2 separate regions of the Homo sapiens genome follow, and region 1 is linked to region 2. A link is a loop called in an ENCODE intact Hi-C map of the cell type or tissue named here. Cell type or tissue: sigmoid colon. All regions are shown on one strand.

Region 1 (4,000 bases), 96 kb after region 2:
GTTACAGACCCTTTTCACTCCTTCCTTTTTACTCTTTCCTCTGCCAGTAATGTGGATATGATGGCTGTGCACAAACAGCATTTTGTCAGAGCAATAGAATAGAAGGTACCCTGGTCCTTGACTCTGGAACCACCAAACCAGCTCTGGAGTAACTAAATCTAGATTTCTCTTAATGAGAGAGAAGTAGATTTATTGATATTTATCACATATATATGTATATTGCATATATAATTATGTTACATTTATTGGAGTCTAACATACTTAAAGTTTGCCTTTTTACATGTGTAGGTCTGTGTGATTTGACAAATGAATGGTTGTGTCTCTCCAAAAACTTCCCTTGTGATGCCTCTTTATAGAAACCCCTCCATCCCCACCTTTAACCTTTGGCAACTGTTGGCCTATTTTTTATCCCTATAGTTATGACTTGTTCAGAATGTTAATATAACTGGAATTATATCGTGTGTAGTCTTTTGAGTGTGGCTTCTTTAAGCAGAATGTATTTGAGTTGTTTTATATGTCAGTACTCTATTACTTTTTATTGCTGAATAAAATTTCACTCTATGGATGTACTACTTTATTTAGTGCATTAACAGAATGAAGATTTGGGGTTGTTTCCAGTTTGGGGCAATTGTGAACAAAGCTGCTGTAATTATTCATCTACAGCTTTTTATTGTTTTTTAAAAAATAAATTTTCATTTATCTTAAGTAACACTTAGAAATGACATTGCTTGTGATATGGGAAGTATATATTTAACTTTATAAGAAACTGTTTTCCACAGTTGCAGTTCCATTTTGCATTCCCACAATCAATGTATGCACATTCCAATTGCTCCATATCCTCATCAGCACTAGGTATCGTTAGCTTTTTTTTTAAAGCCATTCTTATAGGTTTGTAGTAATAGTGTATTGTGATTTTTAATTTGCATTTCTGAAATGACTAGTTATGTTAAGGATCTTTCCATATACTATTTATCATCTGTTTCTCTAACTTGATGAAATGTCTGTAAAAATCTTTTCCCATTTTAAATATTGATTTATTTTTCTTATTGTTGAATTTTCAGAGCTTTTTAGATATTCTGGATACAAGTTAACACAAGCGTGGGTTTTTAAAAAGAGTCCGGCTTTCTTGGTTTCTCTACCTTGCTGCTGCTTTCACCATGTGATCTCTTTGCACTTGCCTGCTCCTTTTCTCCTTTTCACTATGCAGGCATGAGGTCTTCACCAGGAGCCAAGCAGATGCTGGCACCATGCTTTTTGTACTTCCTAGCCTGCAGAACTATGAGCTAAATAAACCTATTTTCTTTACAAATTACCCAGCCACAGATATTTGTTATAGCAACACAAAATGACTAAGACAGTCTAATTTACCAATATATTTAGGGATTGTATTTAAGAAATCTTTGCCTTACGCAGGGTGGTAGACATTGTCCTTCACAATTTTAAGTTTTACAACTACATCTATGAACTATTTAAATTAGCTTTTATATGTATGTAGTGTGAGGTATGACTCAAAGTTGATTTTTTTTTGCATAGGGATATCCAGTTGTTCCAGCATGATTTGTATCTGAGAATTATACAGCCTTCCCCCTATTGAATGTATTCTGTATCACTTACTTAGCTCTTATGTCTGTTTGCTATGTTTCCCAAAAATAATAAGTACAAAAAGTTGAATACCACATTTGTCTCTTCGTTCTACCCTCAACTTTGCAACAGTAGATATAAATTATGATAGTTTTTTTAAATAACTGAACATCACAAATACCAGATGATACTTTAGAATTATGATATGAAAGACCACACACAGACATAAAGTGTCATTATTTGGCTTATTTAAAGTTCTTCCTTTCTAAAAATGGGATCATAATACCAACAATAAGGGTTTGTGAGGATTAAATGAGATTAGGGATATAAACATATCTAGGATAGTGCTTGGAGAACATAGTAGGCACTCAATAAATACCAGGTCTTTTCTGCTCTTCTTCATAGACCATAAATAAAATATCAAAGCTAGTAAGTCCAACAGATATTTCCATTTATTTCAGTGGTATATTAACAGATTGAGACAGTTTTCACAATAAGGGAAAGGGAAAGAAAGCAGTTCACCTAGAAGTACAAATTTATCCAGCATCTGATAGTGACCAATTACACTATGATTTTATGGCTCCAGTTCTCTGAGTCTATGCCTAAAAAATGGATGCTAAAGTGCTAGGCCATTAGATATCTGTCAAAACATTTTATGCTGAAGAACACATATTTTGAAACTTGGAGTGAGATCTGGTCTTGTAAAATTAAAACTGTGTTTCATAAAAAAGATTTAAAAATAGAATAAGGATCTGCCTGGGCCTTTCTGGACACACAATGAAAACATCCAGAAGACAAGAAAACGACACAGGTGGGATCATTACATTGCCCCAGGCGCAAATGCTTTCTGTCTTAAAATTTTGAATTCTTTCCAGTTACAAGTTCTGAACTTTCTGGCATCTGCCGCATAAATGCATCACAGAGTTTGGCAGAGGTAAAGGGAAGCATTAATTTTGCATGGAAATCACTTTAGAGATCTTGGTTTAATTTTTCTTGAAGGACTACATAAGCAACTTGAGTGATATAAAAGTCTAAAACTTGCAGGCTTGCTTGGCAGAATGAATCTAACAAGGAAGACCTTCTTTTAAAAAATGCCCAAATATTAAGATATTAAAATTCACAGAAATGGGAAAATGTTCTAACTTCTATATAAAACCCAGAGTAATGTTTATAAACACTTTGGACACAATTTTTATACATGTACACAGTAATTGCACTAAGAATACAGTTGCATTTAGGAGAAATTTATTTGGTGCTCATGTTTTCTACTTACAGTTATTTAAGTTACATGGCTCTGGAACATACTCAGAATATTCATTCAATCAAAGGGTTTGGAAAAATAAAAAGGTCTTATGATATCTAGACTTAGGAATGAATGCTGCAATAAATAACCACTTACACCCTTACATTTATGGCCAATTGATTTTCCACAAAGATGCCAAAACAATTCAATGTAAAAAGAGTAGTCCTTTCAACAAATGATGCTGGGATAACTGGTTATCCATATGTAAAAAGGTGAATTTGGGGCCGGGCGTGGTGGCTCACGCCTATAATCTCAGCACTTTTGAAGGCTGAGGTGGGTGGATCACCTGAGGTCAGGAGTTTGAGACCAGCCTGGCCAGCATGGCAAAACCCCATCTCTACTAAAAATACAAAAAATTTGCCAGGCGTGGTGGCGCGTGCCTGTACTCCTAGCTACTCAAGGGGCTGACACAGGAGAATTGCTTGAACCCGGGAGGCAGAGTTTGCAGTGAGCCGAGATCGTCCTGCTGTACTCTAGCCTGGGCCACCGAGCAAGACTCCATCTCAAAAAAGAAAAAAAAAAAAGGTGTATTTGGAGCCTTACTTTACCATATAAAAATTAACTCAAAATAAGTCATAGATTTAAGTGTAAAGAAGGTCCTAAAGAAAACATAGGAGAAAATATTTTTAACCTTGGATTAGGCAGTGAGTTCTTAGATGCAACACCAAAAGCACAAATGATGAAAGAGGGAAAAAAAAGATAAGTTGGACTTCATCAAAATTAAAAGTTTATGCACTTCAAAAGATACCATCAAGAAAGTGAAAAGAAAGATAAGCCGAAGACTTGGGGAAAATATTTGCAAATAATGTATCTGATAAGGTACTGACATCCAGAATATTTAAAGAACATCTAGAATTCGGCTGGGTGCAGTGGCTCACTCCTGTAATCCCAGCACTTTGGGAGGCTGATGCGGGTGGATCATGATGTCAGGAGATCGAGACCATCCTGGCTAACACGGTGAAACCCCATCTCTACTAAATATACAAAAAATTAGCCGGCCGTGGTGGCGGGCGCCTGTAGTCCCAGCTACTCGGGAGGCTAAGGCAGGAGAATGGCATGAACCCGCAAGGCGGAGCTTGCAGTGAGCCGAGATTGCGCCACTGCACTCCAGCCTGG
Region 2 (4,000 bases):
ACTAGCAGTGTATAAGTGTTCCCTTTTCACCACATGCACACCAACATTTATTGTTTTTTCACTTTTTAATAATGGCCATTCTGGCTGGACTAAGGTGGCATCTCATTTTGGTTTTAATGTGCATTCCCCCAGTGATTAGTGATGTTGAGCATTTTATCATATATTTGTTGGCTTTTTTTTTTTTTTTTTTTTTTTTTTGAGACAGAGTTTCACCCTTGTTGCCCAGGCTGGAGTGCAATGGCGCGATCTCAGCTCACCGCAGCCTCTGCCTCCCGGGTTCAAGCTATTCTCCTGCCTCAGCCTCCCGAGTAGCTGGGATAGTAGCTGGGATTACAGGTGTGCGCCACCACACCTGGCTAATTTTTTGTACTTTTAGTAGAGACAAGGTTTAACTATGTTGGCCAGGCTGGTCTTGAACTCCTGACCTCAGGTGATCAGCCCGCCTTGGCCTCCCAAAGTGCTGGGATTACAGGCGTGAGCCACCATACCTGGCCTAGGCCATTTTTATATCTTCTTTTGAGAAGTGTCTTCATGTCATTTGTCCACTTTTTGATGGGATTTTTTTTTTCTTGCTGATTTGTTTGAGTTCCTCGTAGATTCTGGATATTAGTGCTTTCTTTGTTGGGCGCATAGTTTGCAAATATTTTTTCCCATTCTGTGGGTTGTCTCTTTACTCTGATGATTATTTCTTTTGTTGTGCAGAAGCTTTTAAGTTTAATTAGTTCCCATTTATTTATTTTTGTTTTATTTGCTTTTGGAGTCTTAGTCATAAATTCTTGGCCAGTTTCCAGAAAAGTTTTTCCTAGGATTTCTTGTAGAATTTTTATGGGTTCAGGTCTCAGATTTACCTCTTTAATACAGGGATGTCCAGTCTTTTGGCTTCCTTGGGCCACATTGGAAAAAAAAGAATTGTCTTGGGACACACATAAAATATATTAACATGGTAGCTGATGAGCTTAAAAAAAATTGCAAAAAGATCTTGTAGTATTTTAAGAAAGTTTACACATTTGTGTTGGGCCACATTCAAAGCCATTCCGGGCCATGGTTTGGACAAGTTTGCTTTAATCCATGTTGAGTTCATTTTTGTAGGCATACAGTTTTATTCTTCTGCTTGTGGCTGTCCAGTTTTCCCAGCACCATTTATTGAATAGGGTGTTCTTTCTCCAATTTATGTTTTGGTGTGCTTTGTCAAAGATCAGTTGGTTGTAAGTATTTGGCTTTATTCCTGGGTTCTCTATTCTGTTCTGTTGGTCTGCATATCTACTTTTATACCAGTACTATGCTGTTTTGGTTGCTGTAGCCTTGTCAATATAATTTGGAGTTAGGTAATGTTATACCTCTTGATTTGTTCTTTTTCTTAGAATTGCTTTGGCTATTCAGGCTCTTTTTTAGTTCCATATGAATTTTAGGATTGATTCTGTGAAAAATGATGTTGGTATTTTGATAGGAATTGCCTTGAATCTGTAGATTGCTTTGGGCAGTATGATCATTTTCATGATATTGGTTCTTGCAATTGATGAGCATGGGACATATTTACATTTGTTTGTGTCATTTGTGATTTCTTTCAGTAGTGTTTTGTAGTTCTCCTTGTAGAGATCTTTTACCTCCTTGGTTAAGTATACTGCTAGGTTTCCTTTTTTTTTATTTTTTGCGGCTATTGTAAAAGGGATTGATTTGAGAATCAGATCTTAATTTGATTTTCCAGTTTGGTTGCCCTTTATTTTTTTTCTCTTGCCTGATTGCTCTAGCTAGGACTCCCAGTATTATGATGAATAGAAGTGTGGTAAAAGTGGGCAACTTGGTCTTGTTCCAATTCTTGGGAGAGGTGGGGATTCTTTTCAACTTTTCCCCATTTAGTATGATGTTGGCTGTGGATTTGTCGTATATGGCTTTTATTATTTTGAAGTATATTCCTTCTGTGCCTAGTTTGTTGCTTGTTTTTATCATAAAGGGATGCTGTGGGGCATTTTATCGGATGTTTTTTATGCATCCATTGAGGTAATCATATGGTTTTTGTTTTAAATTCTGTTTATGTGGTGAATTTGCATTTATTGACTTGCATATTAGGCCACTCTTGCATTGCCGAAAAGAAATACCTGAGACTGGGTAGTTTATAAGAAAAGAAGTTTAACTGGCTTATGGTTCTGCATGCTGTACAGGAAGCATGGCACCAGCATCTGCTTTTGGGGAGGCCTGGGGAAGCTTTTACTCGTGGCAGAAGATGAAGCAGGAGCAGATACTTCACATGGTGGAAGCAGAAGCGAGAGAGAGAGTGAGCGGGGACTTGTTACACACTTTTAAATGACCAGATCTTGTGAGAACTCACTATCACAAAGACAGCACTAATCCATGAAGGATTCACCCCCATGATCCAAACACCTCTCACTAGGCCCCACCATCAGCACTGAGGATTACAATTCAACAGGAGATTTGGCTGGGGACAAATACACAAACTATATCACATATATTGAACCATTCCTTCATCCCTTGGATGAAACCCACTTTATCATGGTCAGTTATCTTTTTGATGGGCTGCTGGATTACGTTTGTTAGTGTTTTGTTGATTTTTGCGTGTGTGTTCATCAGGGATATTGGTCTGTAGTTTTCTTTTTTTGGTTACATTTTTTCCTAAGTTTGGTATCAGGATGATAATACAGGCTTCATAGAATGAGTTAGAGAGGATTCCCTCCTTTTTCTCAATCTTTTCTTATCTTTTTTTTTTTAAACTGTAAGTTCAGGGGTACATGTACAGGATGTGCAGGTTTGTTACATAGGTAAACGTGTGTTATGGGGATTGGTTGTACAAATTATTTCATCACTCAGGTAGTAAGCCTAGTACCCACTAGTTGTATTTACTGCTTTTTTCCCTTCTCCCACCCTCCACCCTCTGATAGGCCCCAGTTTGTGTTCTTCCCCTCTATGTCTCTGTGTGTTCTCATCATTTAGCTCCTGCTTTTAAGTGAGAACAGGCGGTATTTGGTCTTTTGTTTCTGTGTTAGTTTTCTAAGGATAATGGCCTCCAGCTCCATCCACATCCCTGCAAAGGACATAATCTCATTCTTTCTTGTGGCTGCATAATATTCCATGGTGTAGATGTACCACATTCTCTTTCTCAATCTTTTGGAATAGTTTCAGTAGGATTGGCACCACTTCTTCTTAGAAGGTGTGGTAGAATTCTGCTATGAATCCACCTGGTCCTGAGTTTTGTTTTTTTTTTCTTGGTTGGCTATTTTTTAAATTACTGATGCGTTCTCACTGCTTGCTATTGGTTTGTTCAGGATTTCCATTCCTGATGCAAGCTCTGGGGGTTGTATGCTCCTAGGAATTCAACCATTTCCTCTAGATTTTCTAGTTTGTGTGCATAGAGGTGTTCATAGTAATCTCAAATGATCTTTTGTATTTCTTTGGTGTCAGTTGTAATGTCTTCTGGATTCTGTTTTCAGTGTTGTACATGAGAGCTTTTTACCAAACACAGATTTTCTCTAGTTTTTCTTAGAGTTTTACTGTTTTGGATTCTGGATTCAGGGCTGTCATCCATTTTGCATTAACTTTTGTATACAGTATGAATAATAGGTTGAGATTATCTTTTTTTGTCATATGATTGATTAGTTATTTCAGCCTTATTAGTTGGAAAAACTGACCTTTCTTTATTAAATTTCCTTTGCATCTTTGTCAAATATTAAATATCAATAGTTGATGATATTTGAGTGAGTTTATTTTGGGGCTTTCCCTTGTGTTTTATGGGTATGTGTTTATCTTTTTCTGATACAGTACCATTCTGTCTTGATTACTGTAGCTTTTTTTCCCTTTTCAACGCTTTATATCATTTATTAATGCAGTATATATTAGATCTAAAATCTGCAGTTTCTAAGCACACCATGTTTAGCTTTTACAGATCCTTCTGCAGTTTTAGGTTATTTCTACAGAGGTACCTTCAAGTGAATGAATAACATATTCTCTAATTCCTGAAAATATAGTACAGAATGAAATGATTTAAATA

What was found. Peaks named below come from ENCODE experiments on the same cell type or tissue, not always from the same donor. Only the 100,000 strongest peaks of a DNase experiment are listed, where the experiment ranks them.
Region 1: a loop joins it to region 2, with 3 times the contacts of the local background. A loop is called at or near these places in 1 of 110 quality-filtered maps.

The regions. Positions count from the first base shown.
Region 1 is chr5:37,596,504-37,600,503 of GRCh38, forward strand. All of the region lies in intron 9 of WDR70 (WD repeat domain 70), which reads left to right. Among named protein-coding and RNA genes, the nearest start is that of WDR70, 220 kb to the left of the region's middle. In sigmoid colon, no CTCF peak of the experiment used is centred here; a DNase peak (open chromatin) is centred at 2,444.
Region 2 is chr5:37,500,545-37,504,544 of GRCh38, forward strand. The region is part of intron 8 of WDR70 (WD repeat domain 70); the gene reads left to right. Among named protein-coding and RNA genes, the nearest start is that of WDR70, 120 kb to the left of the region's middle. In sigmoid colon, no CTCF peak of the experiment used is centred here; no DNase peak of the experiment used is centred here.